Linked DNA regions of Homo sapiens: region 1 is linked to region 2. Evidence: chromatin loops called from intact Hi-C (ENCODE). Cell type or tissue: MCF 10A. All regions are shown on one strand. Each heading gives the region's core, and the rest is flanking DNA. Links, peaks and the distances in the headings are about the cores only. Region 1 overlaps SORCS3 (sortilin related VPS10 domain containing receptor 3). Region 2 overlaps SORCS3 (sortilin related VPS10 domain containing receptor 3).

Evidence for each region. Peaks named below come from ENCODE experiments on the same cell type or tissue, not always from the same donor. Only the 100,000 strongest peaks of a DNase experiment are listed, where the experiment ranks them.
Region 1: it touches region 2 in a loop (4-fold over the local background); 2 of 110 quality-filtered maps call a loop at or near these places.

The regions. Positions count from the first base shown.
Region 1 is chr10:104,920,996-104,929,331 of GRCh38, forward strand. The region is part of intron 3 of SORCS3 (sortilin related VPS10 domain containing receptor 3); the gene reads left to right. Among named protein-coding and RNA genes, the nearest start is that of SORCS3-AS1, 260 kb to the left of the region's middle. In MCF 10A, for the core only: a CTCF peak has its summit at 4,427 (motif pointing left); a DNase peak (open chromatin) is centred at 4,436.
Region 2 is chr10:104,806,080-104,814,415 of GRCh38, forward strand. The region is part of intron 1 of SORCS3 (sortilin related VPS10 domain containing receptor 3); the gene reads left to right. Among named protein-coding and RNA genes, the nearest start is that of SORCS3-AS1, 140 kb to the left of the region's middle. RefSeq lists enhancers at 2,896-4,095, 3,262-3,785. In MCF 10A, for the core only: no CTCF peak of the experiment used is centred there; a DNase peak (open chromatin) is centred at 3,382.

The DNA.
Region 1 (8,336 bases), core at 226-8,225, 110 kb after region 2:
TGAATGTGTCTGGTTGGTACTTGAAGATGAGGAATAGTATATTAGCTCTGGAAGCAAGAGAGTGTATGGTTTGCCTCCCAGAGGAGTGGCTCCATTATGGTGGGGCTAGTAAGCTCTAGCTCACAGCTTCTCCTTCCCCTTGCATGAGATAAACATCCCTGGGTTCCCAGAACTCATTACTGTCAGTTGTTTCTTGTCCTCAGGCCCATGCAGAATGGCAAGTGCCAAGGTCAAGTCTGCTGTGCTTTGTAAAAACAGGCTGAAGGCTTTGTGCCTTAACTAGAGAGGAGCCTGACTCCCATGGGCGAGCTTATTTGAGAATGAATCTTTGAGTGGACAGAGAAATGCAGGCATGTTATTGTCTAATTACTCTGGCTCCAAAGTGACTGCCACCTGCAACTTTGGAGACAGTGCATTGGAAATGGCAGAGAGCACACACTGGTCTAACAGCCAGAGAATGTGACCAAATTACTATAGTTAGAGGTACATGTCTCTCTCTCTCTCTCTCTGTGTGTGTGTGTGTGTGTGTGTGTGTGTGTGTGATGAAAACTATAAGGTCTGACATCAGTATAGGCTAATGAGTTCTTTCTATTGAGCTTCTAATAAGTTCTAGGCACTGGGCTAAGTTCCTTACTACACTTTATTCTAAGTTTTACTATTAATCTCCTGAGCGTGGTAGTTTTATCCTCATTTGACAGACGAAGAAACTGAGGCTCAAGCAGATAGACACTTAATTTTGGAAAATAGCTAATAAGAGGGGGTCCAGGATTCCTGTTCACCTCTATCTGCCCACAGGGTTGGTGCCACTACCACAGGTATAAAGACCAGGTGAGTTGTAATCATCACTCTATTAGTGGTAACCCTGTTGCCTGGGGTTTTCTGTTCATTAGTGTTAGAGGATTAGCAGTTTCTTGGAGGAGGAGGGGAATATTACATCCTGCATTCCTAATTGATTTACCAGTGAGAAGGATAATTACTTTCAGGCTACCCTGCAGAAATATAGTGGGAATTACCAGTGAGATTCTTACAGTGAGCAAGCTGCTTTTGTCAAGCTGTTCGAGAGGCACCGCGTGTGTGGTCGGAGGCTGGTTATGCCAATGTCGCTCTCTGGATACAACACATAACCCTGAACTATCTTTAAAATGCTGGAAAACCTTTAACCAAAACATAGCACAGAATTTTAAAATACCAGACTCCTAAGATAGTTGCAGGGTCAGGGAAAGTAAGTGGCAGGGTAACACATTTTCAGTCCACAAATATTAAAGTCTCTTACACTAAAGTAAGGCCAAAAAGGTGGAAAGGTAATTTTAGGCTGTTGAACAATCTTTTAAAAATGTCTACCTCTGAGCAAAGTATGTTTTGAGGGAGGGAGTTTCCTGCTTTCAGAAATGTGCAATTCACCTGGGCAGACAAGATGCACCGAAGAAAATGACTGCTACATAGACCTAGGTCTCAAATTCGGATGCATGCAGGGGCCAGAAGATAATGGCAAGGAAGATGTGGGCCAGGTAGAGACTTGGAAGCCCCTCTGTAAAGGGCCTTTTGCCATTAGGCTCCAAATGACTGTTGTCATGTGAAAATGAGGGCCCAGCATAGCCAGTTATTGTTAACATCCTTGCTATTATGTTCTGAGTTTTAAAGATATTTTTCTATATAGATTTTAATATGAAACATCCGTGTTTTGAAATATTTAGGAGGTGGAGTTCAGGGTTTGGGGGCTAACAGGCTGTACCAAATCTACTGTTATCCCTGTTTCCAGTTGGCAGCATGTGGCATATTCAAGTGGTAACTAAGTCTACAGGTGAAAAGTTGGTATTTGCAAAGTGGTCTTTAGAGTCACAGGAGAACACTTCGTAGACTCTCTTGCTGGGGACCTGCACTGATACCCTTATATGTGTGAGAGATAAACTAAGTCAAGTGTGGCTTACAAAGATTTCCCTTTGACTCAGAGGAAGCACATGGTTGATCCTTCAGTGCAAAGGGACTTTTTGTGTCATTGTAGGGTAAGACCACTAGAGTAGGGGTAGGGGGCAGATGTCTGCTTTCTGCTTCTGGTTTTGCCCCTGAGCAACTCAGTGTCTTTATATAGGCCACTTCCCTCCCAGGGCTTTCATTTCTCTATTTGTATAATGGCAAGTTTATGTTCTATGCTTTTCGAAGCCCCTTCCAGCTCAGGTCGTCTGGATGGCCACCATTTAGACAGTGTTTTTCAGAGGGCTTTGCAGTACCATGTGATGATCCACATTTAATTTCTGTGGCTCATTGGATAGCCAGTTGGGAAGTCCTTAGGAAGTGTAATCCTCATAGCTCTTAGTTATATGACTACATGTTGGCTGGCCAAGCCCTTAGGAAGTGTAATCCTCATAGCTCTTAGTTATATGACTACATGTTGGCTGGCCAAGCCCTGTTACCTGGGCTATCTTTTCTGAAGTTACAGTTCCTTGGTCAAAAGGTGGGTCCCTGAAACACACTGGCTCTGCTGGTAGAAGTCAGAGCAGCAGCACTACTTGCTGGCACAATTAAGGGGTTCTATCAGCATGAGCCAATGCAACTTCATAGGAGCATCACACGCATTACCCAGGGACGCTTAGCCCTCCTCCTGCAGGCAAGGGAGTTAGAGATGCTGCCTGTTCTGGTAACCCAGAATAGAGGACACCAAGTGTTGCAATAGGGAGTGGGAGCTTAGCTCTGCTGTACCACACTCCCTCCTTCATGGCCATTGACTTAATGACACATCAACCAGACATCTCTCCTCTGTGAGCCTTTCTTTTTCTCTTCGTAACATGTGCATAATAACCTGTCTGTTAAGGAGCAAAGAAGTCTCTGTTAGTGCTAGTATCTGTTTCTATTCATAAAGGCAACAAGTGTCTATGATAATAATGACAATGATAGTAAAAATAATAATACAAGAAGGAGCTAGAGTTTTTTGAGAGTTTGCTATGTGCTGAAAATTATCCTAAATGCTTCCAATGAATTAACTCATTTAATACTTCAACAGAAACTCTATGATGTTGGCACGATCATCATGCAATTTGCAGATGATGGATATTTGGTACTGAGATGTTAGCCATTTGCTCAGATTTGTTGCTGATGGTCATGTGCCTTGGTCTAATATGCTCATTTAACTCGTTTCCATTCATATTTAATTCTTAGACTCACTGCATATTGGAGCTTAAAGGGCTCTCGGAGACTGTGCAGACCCTCATTGAACAGAAGAGGCCACTCAGGGACTTGTCTGAGGTCATAGAGTCACTTGCCTCAGAGCTGGGGCGGGAGCAGTTTACAGACTCCTAGTCTAGTATTCTCTGCCAAGCCCATAAGGCTGGTGACAGCTGGAGAATTCTGATCTGATAGAGAACCTTGACTGAGAATAAGGTGAGCACAAATATGAAGTGGTAGGAAAATAGCATTCCACGTCGGTCCTGCTGAATGTCAGTTGTGTCTCTACGGCTTACAGAGATATCCACAGCCTCTCAGTACTCCACTCTCAAAGCCCAAAGGGTATTGCAGCTGGAATCTCATTTCAAATGAACCTGGGTGGGAAACCAAGGACTTGCATTCAAAACTGCCCAGAATGGTTGAGCAGCATGACAAAGGCCAAATGGCTTGATAAAGGAGCAAGAGGCTGGGTCCCTGGGAGGTGGGCTATCTGGGAAAAGAATCAGGATTTCTGTTTTAAGCCTTTCTGTTAACTACCTGTATGGCACTGAGAAGTCATTTAAATTCTCTGATCCTCACCTTCTCAATTTGTAAAATGGGGATAAAAGATCACTTACCTGTCCCCTTCTTTCAGAAGCATAACTAGCATGTTAGATATATTGTATGGGAGGGTTGTTAGCATTTTTTTATGAATTGTTCTTAATACTGTCCACTAGCTCCCATGCCTGGCCAGCAAAATGCTTTAATTTTTTTAAAAAAATTTACTTTAAGTTCTGGGATACATGTGCAGAACGTGCAGGTTTGTTACATAGGTATACATGTGCCATGGTGATTTGCTGTACCTATCAACCCGTCATCTAGGTTTTAAGCCCTGGCTGCATTAGATATTCTTCCTAATGCTCTCCCTCCCCTTTCCCCTGACAGGCCCCAGTGTGTGATGTTCCCCTCCCTGTGTTCATGTGTTCTCATTATTTAACTCCCACTATGAGTGAGAACATGCGATGTTTGATTTTCTGTTCCTGTGTTAGTTTGCTGAGAATGATGGTTTCCAGCTTCATCCATGTCCTTGCAAAGAAAATGAACTCAAAATGCTTTAATTTTTAACTGTAGAACACATGACTCGGTTGTCTTTTTCTCTTTTTTAAGAAAAGTAAATGCCGAATTAGGGGAATTAACATAGGCATGTTGCCTTATGTTAGAATGACCAGGTTAAACCACTTAATTTTTTTGTCCAAGGCAAACATGATATAAGGAATATGCACTACCAGAATAACTCCCCCTGGTGGCAGAAACCATGCTCCAAGCCCATCTGAGGCGCTGACTGCTTTTTGCCCCTTTTCAATGGGCATTGCCCTGATAGTGTGAATCCCATCAATTCAGCAGATGAGTGGGGAAATGAATATTTTCCCCCAAACCTTTAGGAAAAAGCAGGTTTTTGTTTGTTTGAGGCTTTTGGGTTTCTTTTTCCTCTTTTGTTTTTCATTTTTAAATCTTGAATGTTATTATTGAAGGCTGCAGGTATGGCAGACAATGAGCAGGTGAAGAACCAATGGTAAAGTGTCCCAAAACTGACATGTTAGCTAACAGGCTTCTGAATGAATTGCTGTGGTCCACAGAGGAGGCTGGAGAAGGTAGCAAGGAGATGCTGTATCAGTTACTACAGCCTTAAAACAAAGTTGGTGTCTCTTTGGACTTTCAAATTGCTCCTATGCAGCTTATTTTATTTTTGTTTAATCAAATAAGAGAGCCTTTCCATGGCAAAAAATAAAGAACATATCTAGGAAAAATGAGAGTTGTAATTTTGTTTGAAAGAAATGAGCTACAGAAACAGAAAGATTGTTACTACTGGGATGGAGCTGGCATCAAGATTGCAGACTGGAAGCCAGGGTCCGGCTGCCTGGCTGTGCCTTTAGTGCTGACCGCAGTGGCTGCTGGGCCTCCCCTCCTGAGCTGTGAGCTGCCTGCTTTCAGGCTTCCTTGGAGAGGATGCAGCTCCCAGAGGCTTGGATTTTTAAAGAGCCTCATGTCCTGCCTTATCCAGGAGGCATGCTGCCACTTTCTCTTTCCCCATCTTCTTCCTTGTCTCTTAAAACCAGACTTGCTGACTGCCTGAGAAAGACTGATTGTTCTGCTCATGGAGAGAAATGGTCCCACTTTTGTTAATTCACAGCCATCTCATTTTTTCCTGCTTCATAAATTAACATAGTTACCAAGCGGCTAGAGCAGTGTTTTGGAGATGGGTTTAGGGGAAAATGTATGAAAGGAAGAAGTAAAAAAAAAGGAAAAGAACAAAACATGAACCAAACCTCCCTCATTTACTGATTCCACGTCCAAATGTTTTTCTTCTTGGTGTATCCAGAAAAAGAACCAGAAAAGACTCCTTGCACCCCAAAAGGGAAAGTATCAGATCCCATTAGGGCTAAGAAAGCAGAAAGGAGAATCAATGAGGGGGCAGACACCGGTCTAGGAGTTTCCATCTGCCTTCGCAAGTGTGACCCAGCAATGGAATGGCTGCGAATGTGCTTCCATTCAAACTCATCACTTAAAGGAAAAAGAATCTAGAGTAATTCTTGGAAATTCAGTCTTAAGTCACAAATGTCTCTTTCTCAGCAAATATAGGTATATGGTTCTTTGTATAAATTACTGCAGTGTGCTCTGGCCAAGAATTTATTTAAAGGCTCATTAAAATGATTACTAGTTTTTTCTTTTGCATTTTATTTGAAAATGGGAAGAATATAAACCTATCCTGGCTCTTCTCCAAAGTGCCCTTTAGGGTTTGCATCGAGTATATCGTAATTTTTTTAAAAATAAAGATAATAATGATTTGCATTAAGATTATCCAGACATTTTAGAGGAATAATAAAAATTAGTCACTTAGTGTACTTTTTAGGTGCTTATGTTTGCTCAATATCTTTTAAAATTTTTATTTCTATTGTTGAAGTTTTTATGTGTCTGTATGTGTGTATATGTGCATCTAGGTGTGTATAAAACATTTTTCACAAAGTATTATGAAAACTTGAGAGTTAAGAAATATGAAAAAATGTCTGTTTCTCTTCCGTGTGAACTCTGATTTGGGCTGAACCAAGGATTTAGGGAAGCTTGTATTCCTGGATGGCCACATACAATGCTGGTTCCATTTCACTGCCTGGCTCATTTAGCCATCATAGTTGCTCAATAAAGCCTCTGAGAAGGGATTCCATTTGAGGTTAAATGGCAGCCAAGGACACACAGTAATTGTTTAGGCAGAGCCAGTGATAGGAGCAGGAAAATCAAGGGTGCAACCCAGATGAGAGGTCATTGATCTGTATCTTGAGAGAGTCAGGCTGGATAAGAGAAAATAACAACACAGTGAACATTGATGGGGGCTTCTAAGCCAGGCCTGAAGGACCAGTGGAGATCATGGGAGTTTTACACTTTGAAAGCCTTTAAAAAGAAGACAGCAAGCTGAGCACGGTGGCTCACACCTGTAATCCCAGCACTTTGGGAGGCCGAGGCAGGTGGATCACCTGAGGTCAGGAGTTCAAGACTAGCCTGGCCAACATGGTGAAACCAAGTCTCTACTAAAAGTACAAAATTAGCCAGGCGTGGTGGCGGGTGTCTGTAATCCTAGCTACTCGGGAGGCTGAGGCAGGAGAATCGCTTGAACCCGGGAGGTGGAGGTTGTGGTGAGCCGAGATCGTACCATTGCACTCCAGCCTGGGCAACAGAGCAAGACTCCGTCTGAAAAAAAAAAAAGAAGACAGTGTGTATCCAAGTCTAGAAGAGTGAATGCAGCACCAAGCTTGAAGAAGGATGTCATGCTGTGGCATAATCAAAGCTGGTAAAAGGTAGAGGCAAAAATCAGGCAGAATTTGGAAGAAATTTTGGGATTTGGAAAAGGAGGGAAAGGAAAGGGCAATCTGATAAGGTAATGAGAGTATAGAGGTTTTAAGTATGTGGGTTTTAGCAGTTTCAAGTTGGGAGAGAGAATAGGGTACGACTAGATATTATAGACTCCCAAAAGCCCAGGGATGGAGTTAGGACTCAGGGCAGAAGGACCTGGGGAGCCATAGCAGGCTTCTGAGCAGGGGCTTGAAAGCATGAGACCTGTGTCTCAGGAAGGCTGGCGACCAGCCTCTCAGACTGATGAGATGCCTGTGTTAAGCATCCCACTCTGTCCTCTCTTCTCACATGCACTGCCCTCACTAGACCTTCTGGGTGTGTTTTCTGAACATCACAAGCAAGAGCAATTTTAGCAAAGTGCTTGGGAAGGCAGGATGATGTGTTCTTCCTCATGTTCCAATGCACAGCCATATAGCAAATGGATCTCACTGCCCCTGAGGTAGAGATATCTGTAACAAATACAATCACCACCACTGGTGAAAGAAATGACTCGATTTTTTTTTCTTCAACCAAGCAGAGAGATTGCTACTGGCATGCATGCCTCCTCGCCCCCAGTTCGTGCCCCCATTACCAGCCCAAGGTCAGAATGACAGACCTCAGCACTTGGTACACACTCTGCTGGTGAGCGTGTCTGGGCAATGAGGGCCAAGTGTCCTGGGATCCTCGGGTCTGCCAGATGGCTCAGGGGTGGGTTTGAAGCCAGCAAGTCTCTGTCCCCACATGTTGGGGTCTGAGCTGGCAGGGAAGTCTGAGACATTGGCCTCAGTGACAAATGAAGGCCTTGGTCAGTGCTGCAGCCCTATGTCGAGGGCCTCCTGAGAGCAGATGCAGACAGTCAGCCCTGTCATCCCACAGCATGAATCTAACTCTGAGAAATGGCTTGGGCTGTCTTATGATGACCAAACAGAGGAAACAAATGAATCAGAGAGGACAGAAGTGTGAGAAATGCATGTGATTATCTCCTTGGCAGGGCAGCCAGAGGTAGGAAAAGTAGTGGTCAGTTTAGAGCTCCTTAATTATTCCTGGTTTCCCCCAGGGCCCAATGAGGTAGTGTGATGTGCAGGAAAGAGCGTGCAGCTCATGCTTCAGTTGCTGTGTGACCTTGAACATATTACTTGACTTCTCTAAGCCTTAGTTGTTTAATCTGTCAATGGGGCTCACAATAGTATTTTATAAAACAAAACAGCTTTAATAATTAAATAGCATAATGTATATAGAATACCTGGCAGAGAGTAGGTATGACTGGCTTTTCACCAGTTAAATGAGCCTCTCTTCGGCTTTCCCCCCTGCTCAGT
Region 2 (8,336 bases), core at 214-8,213:
AGTAAGCCAAGTTATCCTTAGCTTCCAGATGAGAAAGCAGAAGCACAGAGAGGCCAAGTGTCCTTCCTAAGACCACATGGCTAGTAATTTAGAAAGCCAGGAATCTAAACAGGATATTCCTGACTAACCTATACTACGTCTTTCCACCATTCTAGCTGTCTCCTCTGAGTGTCCTTCCTTTGTGCCCAGAGGGTAAGTTTAGGCATAGAGAAGTTTGAAGACCAGTTACAGGTGACACAATAGGATTATGGATAGTGGCTTCAAAAAAACAGCAGCATAATGTCTCTGAATGTGACTTATGATGCTGTAAGTTCTAGAACCCTCTTCAGTTGGGGTGACATGAGAGTAATCATGGTAGTGGCATTGTAAATCAAAACAATTGCTTTGGAAGCCAACGTTGCAAGATGTACCCAAAGCCACAACATTGTTTATTACCTTTGACTAAGTAATATTACACCTTGGAATTTATCCTAGGGACTTGTTCAAAACTGAAAATATGCTAAATGCATAAAAACACATTAAAAGGGAAATAACGTAAGTTTTGTTTCATAATAACAATAATGACCATTTTGAAGGCTTTGTGGAAAAATGAGAATATATTAATAGGTTAGTTGTCAACAAAAAAGTAGTTTAAAATGGTATATGTACTTGATCCTAACTCTGTACAAAGGTCTACATTTTGTCCAACTACAAAGAAATCATAAAGATAGGAACAGTTGTAAGAGGCTAGTGTGATTATGGGTGACCTTTTCTTTCTCCTACAAATTATCTTGGATGTTTTGTGGTTTTCATAATGAAACACATGGAAGAGAACTAAGGGGTGTTTGCCGTTTTAGGGTTTAGTCTGAGCTGTTGAGATCTCCCTTTCCATTTTGGATGATGACACATTCTGGAAAACTTTCTGGACCTTGGGGAATTTTTGGGAAGAACCAGATTCTTTAGAGTACATCCTAATGTAGCCCAAATGTTTTCTTCTTGCATTCAGAATGCCTCTGGGAAAATCTAGGATGTGGATTCCCAGGAAGCATTTTCAGACCCTTGTGGACTGTTGCTTTTAAGAAATGGTCTGCTCTTTATAATCTCTTCACTAAGCTCCTTGCTCTCTGTGTGTGTGTGCGCATGTGTGTGTGTGCGTGTGTGTGCATGCATGCGTGCGCATGCACATGCATTTTGTACAAAAACATACCACTTTTTATTCCATTTTCAGCTGAGTGACAATATGGTACATTCTGTTTGGGGATTCCTTGGCCCATGGAGAGGTCTTGAGGAATTCATGAACACCCAGATATGAAGTGGAAATTTTTATGTGAATACATTATATATTTCTTTGGAGAGAGTATCTACCATTTAATCATTTCCTTTAAGAGTTCTTAAAACCTCTAAATTTAAGACAAACATGAACTATCAGGGCAAGGTAAAAAATAGAGGTTACTAAACTGGAGGACATTGGAAGAAGAAAAGAGATGAGTGGCTTTCTAGAAGTCTAAGAATCCTACGTTTAGAGCGTCTCAGGTTGTGGGGGAGGGTGGAGCAGCATCCATTCTCCAAGTGCTTTCTTCACCTCTTTTCTCTTTATTTTTTTGAAACGTGAGGCTGATTTTTGTAGTTGAACTTCTTGAATATGAGGGTGACAGCTCAAAAGCTAAAATCATTCTGTGGCTTCCAACACTTGCTGCTCTCCCAGCTTGTAACAGATGGATTTATAGCGATGATTCCATAGAATGTGATGCATGAGGGAGTTGTCCTCACACCAGAAAAAAAGGCTTCGTAATTTACTTTCAAATCTGGTTTTGAGTGAGGGCTGGAAGGCCTGCCTCTGCCATGATATGAAATGGATTCCCAGGAAGGGGTATGGCTCAGTTGTCTGACCTTTACAGCATATTTAAATGTATATTATGGTGTTCACAGTCGTAAATAATATAGCTAAGGTTATGCACAGGGGAGAGCTGAGGGAAACATTTGCAGTAAAGCTGTGGGCTGCCCTGGCGGGAAGACAGGCACTTGGCTTTGAACTGGAATTTGGAATCTGGGTGGGGGGAGTGAGAGCAAATATTTTCCAAATGGTTGCCAGTTGCTTTGGCACCAACAGAACTAGGACTTCTGAAGCAGAAGAAGCAGGATACGTTCTGCTTTTGTGAGTTGGTGAAGGACATCAGAGTGGATCTTCATTTATCCATTTACCAAGGATTTATTTAGCAAGTACTATATTCTGGACACTAGGGGCTGAGGATGTAAAGACAGGGCTTTTGCTTCAAATAGTAAACAAGAAAATAGTGGATAGAAATAAATAAATTAGTATAATGTGTAATACAGGAGAAGCATGCATAGAGCACAGAGATAGCATGAAAAGGAATGGCTGACTCTAAATGGGGGCAACAGGGAACAATGAAAATATGGAGGTAAATGTATGATTTGGGTTTTGAAGGATAGGCATTCACCTGTAATGGATGATGGGAAGGACATTCAGATGGAGGGAAAAACATGTGTGAAGGCCTGGAATCAAAAAAGAGAATGAGGCATTGAGTAAAGGCAATTTGCAGTTGTTTCCATGTAAATGAGATGGTGGAAACCATCAGTAGATAAGGAGACTGGAGCCCATCATGAAGAAGCTCTATCAGCCATCTTATGAAGGTAAATTAACTAACATCTACTGAGTATTTACATCAGTTATTCTACTGAATACTTTGATGTGCACAATCCTATGAAGCAGATACTAGAATTATCCCATTTTACAGTTAAGGGAGTGGAGGCTCAGAGAACAGAGAATGAAGTAACCTGTCAAAAGTCACACAGCAGAAATGGACTGCTGGTAACTTGAAGACGTGCTGGTGATAGAAATAGAAGTAAATGGATTTGAGAAATATTTCGACGGCAAAATCAACCCATTGATTGCGTTGGCTATAGTAAAATGAGGGAGAAAGCAAGGAAAGATTTAAGAATGATTTTTCATTTTTTGTCATATAAAATGGGAAGGATAGTTACGCCATTCACAGAACAGTAGAGGTTTTGGGAGGTAGAACATGGGTTCAGTTTCAAATGTCTTGAGTTTTAGATACCTTTAGGATATACAAATAGGATTTAAAAGCTGAAATAGCCTATTTGTCATTCATCTCCCAAGACTTAGTGTCTTAATTAGTTGCCTAAGCGTTCTGTGAGTTGGCAATTTTGGCTGGGCTCAGCTGATCAGTTGTTCTGGTCTTGGTTGGGATTCCTCATACATTTGTAGTCATGCCCATGCCAGCTAACTGGCCCTGCTCCTGGGGGTTGGCTGGCTGTCAGCTGGGGTGCTAGGGAAGCCAGACATGTGTCTCATCCTCCAGCAGGCTAGCCCAGGCTTGTTCTTGTGGCTAGGCATGGTTCTCAAAGAGCAAGTAGAAACATGCAATGTCTCTGGAGACCTGGACTCAGAACTGTAACACCATTGTTTCTGTCATATTGTTTTGGGCAAAACAAGTAAAACGCCAACCTATATTTAAAGCCTGGGGTGATTGACTCTTGATTGAAGCTCAAGTTACAACAGGAAATGAGTGTGGTTGCAGGAATGTGTGACATCATGGCCACTGCTGCAGTTGGCCACACCTGTTCTCCAAGCGGGACTGCTTTATAGTTTAGAGCACATCTTGTACCACCTTCCAGCTCTTACTCATGATGTCTCCATCCTCATTTAATGAGCATTATTTTGTCGTCTGTTGTGTGGGATAGCTACTCTACTAGTTGCTTGGGGATACAGAAATGAATAAAACGTACTCCCAGCATATGAGGTTAAGGATGGTCATGTAGCCTGTTAGTGGTGAAAGTGAAGTTGCTCATCGAGCCACAGACTGTACACAGTGTCCTTTATTTGATGTTCTCCTGATGTAACCATGTTGAAGCCTCAGCCCCCTGGGATAGGGGCTGCTTCCTGGAGCTTTGCATGAAATGTGTCACCCACCAGTGGGTTGGACTATTTCTGAACATGCTTCCGACAGAAAGCATGTTCTTGTTTAAGCAGAGCCATATGCCACATCTTGAATGTTAAAATTTAGCCACCACTGAGTCATCTAGAGATGAAATAAAGGTTATGAGATTTTAAAAGCAGAAATAAAGGATTTTCACCTCTATTTTTATAATAGTTTTTTTCTGAATATAAAAGAAATAGGAGTATCTGTTGTAAGAAATTAGAAAATCTGAAAACATATAGTGAGGGAAACAGAAATGGCCTGTCACGCACTGGAGATTATGTTAACATACGTGTACATTTATTTTGTAAAATTAGATGAACACTTTATATAAAGATTTATATTTAACATTGTCATCATATAGTGTGTATATTTTTTAAACACTTGTTAATGGTATATGTACTGTTTTATGGATTGCATTTTACACTTAACATTATACAAGTAGACATTTCAATATTGTAAAGTAAAATGTAGAAATATAATTTCAGTCTCATCATATTAAGTAGTACAGTTTAATTATATGATTATTTGGCTGTTTATGTTGTTTCTGATAATGTGCTATTATAAATAATGCTTTATGACCTTCCTGAAACCTAAATCATGTGGGCATCTGATTATTTCTGCTGTACATAGTCTTAGAAGTGGAAATACTGGGCCAGAGGGTATAAGTGTTTTTAAAAGATTTCCGATAGATATTGGGAATTTACTTTGCTGAAAGGTGGTATAGCAGTTACATACTTGTCATCTGATTTTCTTTGCCTTGAGAACTATCTGGGTGGCTATTGTGGAAACTTTCCTAGCAAATATTTGTTTATTTATTGTTTCCTTCATTCACTTATTCATTTATTCAGTAAACATTTATAGAGCGATAGTGCCTAGGGAGAAATAAAAATGTCTGAGACAGATGGTTACACAATATCATGCATTTTTCAAAACTCATAGAGATGTATACCACAAAGAGTGAATTGTACTGTATGTAAATTTAAAAAACAAAATTCTAAAAATGATTAAGAAAAGCCCATTGCTTCAAGGAACTTAAAATCCAGGGAAAGAGATAAGACATGCACGTAATAATTATAACACAAAACAACATATTAAAAGTACCATATAGGAAGGGAAAATATTTACTGGTACATTTCGTGTGCCAGGAACTGGACCAGATATTTTACACATTCATTCATTTGTTCATTTCCTGGCAATACAAAGATGAAAAACCTGAGTGCCTGTTCTCAAAGAGGTCCCAGCTTCATGGGAGTGGGACCTGCAAACAATCAACCACCACCAGGATAATTACTCTAAGTTGCACATGCAAGAGAACAGAACTTGCCTGAGGGAGTTGAGGCTGGTTTCTGAGAAGAGAGGGAACTTGCCAGGAGACATGAAGGAACACAGTGCTTTGCCTCATTTACTCCTCACAGTTGCCTGGTGAGGCAGAGCTTTCACACTTATTTTACACAGGAGGAAATGGAAGCTATAGAGCTTAAGTGAAGTGTCTTGCCGAAGGTCACACAGCTGAAAAGTGGCAGAGCCACAAATTTTGCCTAGATATGTGCTTTCTGTCCTAGTCACTAGATCCCTAGAAAGGGACTGGAATTTAGGATAAGCATTGCAGGATGGGGAGGAAGTAGCTCTGGAGTAAGCCAAGAGCAGCATCTCATGGGGAGAGGTTCATACGCAGGGAGTCAGGTCAGAGACCAGAGGCTCATTTAGCGGAGCGGTGCAGGGCAGATGATGGTGGCAGCCAGATAGCAGACAGCCTTACATTCTCGGCTGAAGGCTATGGACTTTTGCAGGCAGGGAAATGATTGATGTTTTGAGAACAAAGGAATGGCCTGCCAAGAGATGTGCATCAGAAAACATCAATCTGGTCTCAATATATGTTATTTGGGTGATGGATACCCTGAAAGCCCTGCTTGACTATTATGCAATCTATGCATCTAATGAAATTATACGTGTGCCCCATACATTTATATAAACAAAAATAAAAGGAATTGACAACCTAGAAAAAACAAAGAGGAATGAATAAATGGAAATGCCAAAGAGAAAAAAAATAACTTGGTAGTAGCACCCTGAAAGGATCCAGATGAAGGGTAGACAGAGATTTCCATCTCTCTTGGAGAACTCTCCTGTTCAGTGGTAGCGCACCTAGAATGTCAGAGTAAGGACACAGTGCATCTTAGTCCAGTGATCACTTCCCCACTAGCTAGGCCCCATCCTTAGTTATTCCCAAGATTTTGTTTCCTTATTCCAGCAGTTGCGTATCTAAAATGTCAGAGTAAGGACGCAGTACACCTTAGCCCAGTGATCACTTCCTCACTAGTTAGGTCCATCCTTAGTTATTTCCAAGATTTTGTTTCCTTTATGAATCCTGTCAAAATAGTAGACAAACTGAGACCTAGCTTTTGTTGTATTATTTCAGTTAAAGCAAATAAACAAAACCTCTTCTACTCAAATATTATTTCCTTTGCCTTTTCTACCTCTACTTCCAGCTGGCGATTCCAAAAATAAAAAGCTTTGTTTCCTCAAATAATAACAATGCACAATGTTGGAATATTCCAGTGAGTCATACATTGGTAGTCACACACAGGGATGGGGGCGACTTTAACCTGAAAACTCCAGCCCCTAATGGGCCTTTCCCATTGGAACCAGGTTTTACTCTTAAGGGCCTGGGTGGAGCTTGGGCCCTAAGTGTGGGCTATAAGCAGGGGCTGGATGAGTAGACAGCAAGGCAGTGCTGTGGAGTCTAGCTTGGAAAGGTAAACATCCAGAGCCAGTAGAGCTCAAAAGCTCTCAAAGGGTAACCAGAGCAGTATTTGGAGGAAGTATGCACCAGTTTCATCCCCATGTCCTTCTTGAAGGGGATGCTGTGGGTGGATCATGGGTATATGGATTTTAAGTCTTTAAGAATCAGAATGTAGAGCCCACCTATTTCTTTTCTGTGGCACTGCAATTTGCCCCCAGCTCTAACTTCAAAACACAGGGCCTTGGTCTTTAGTTCCAAAATCATCTTAGGATAGTTTTCTTACTCCATGGCCTACTGGGCCCTGGCCTGCTTCACCATTTTTTCAACTTCATCTCAGATTTATCCACCACCCTCCAGGCTCCCTGACTTTCCTTTGGTCTCTTAAATGTGCCAAAGTATTTTCAGCTTCAGGGCCTTCACTGCTGCTATTCCCTGTGAGCACAGTGCCTTTCCTTTTGCTCTTCCTCAAGTGACCAGACAGTTCCCACGACCCGTTCATCATCTGCTAAGGGTGTTTGTGACTTCACATTGTGAAAGGTATCCTCACTTTATTATTCTCTAATTCAGGAAACTTCATTGCAATTAGAGATTATATATTTATTTTTTTGTTTAGTTTACAAGACTCAGTCACCCCTACGACTAGATTTTATGCTCCATGAATTTAGGGCTGGCCTGTTTTATGTACTAATATACTAATCTACATACTCAGTTCAGTGATGGGATCACAGAAGGGGCTTCAGTAACATTTGTGGAAGGATTGAACCTGGGTCATTTCCTTACCGTAGCCTTAGCAACTCATTTCCAGTGTGCTGGGTGCATGTATAGGACAGAACAGGGTGGCTCTCTGCTCTACAGCGTTGGGTCTAATGGCCTGTCCCACACCCCTTAGCCTCTCTTCATGGGTTGGTTGGAGCTGATGGCGCCAAATGAGAAGATCCCACTGAAGATGCTCCAGGGGCTGGCAAGAATCACTTTAAAGAAAAATAATCTATCTCTTCCATGAAATGAAAATAGTAACCAGGACGATAATGTTTTCATGGGTTTGAGAAAAAAAAAATTTCTTCCACCATTGTCGTGATCATTTTGGAAATTCTAAAATCTGTTTCTCTGGGCAAAGAAAAAATTTATCTCACTGATGAAGTATATTTAAGGGAGTTTTCTTTTCTTTCTTTTTTTTTTTTTTTTTGCCAGGGGGTGTGGTCTTTAAGAATAGTTTAGGAAGACTTATGTTTTTTTCCCCCTATTCCAGAGTCACTTTGCAACTTAAGTAGAAATTCGTATATGTTCTCTCATCTCTTAATCATGCACAGGCTCTTCTAGAATATCTCTTACCTGAATAGCTTCTAAGGGGCTAGTCACTCACAGCAGTGGAATGGGCAGTGTTTGGAGTCTCAAGACACAAGGGGGGAGTTAAATCAGCTTTCCTTTTTGTGGAAAATGGGGTTCAGTGACCTGCCTTCTGTTTCCTCTCTCTCTTCCTACCTGCAGTGAGTAGTATTACTAGCCTTTTCTATATTCTTTCCCTCCGATCTTCCTGCTCTTCTTTCCCACTCCAAAGGCACATGCCATGCAAAATATTTGAACTAGACCCTCCTCCAAAGCCCAGCTTTTACACTGACTCACCCTCAGCAACCCTGAACTAAGACTCCATGTTT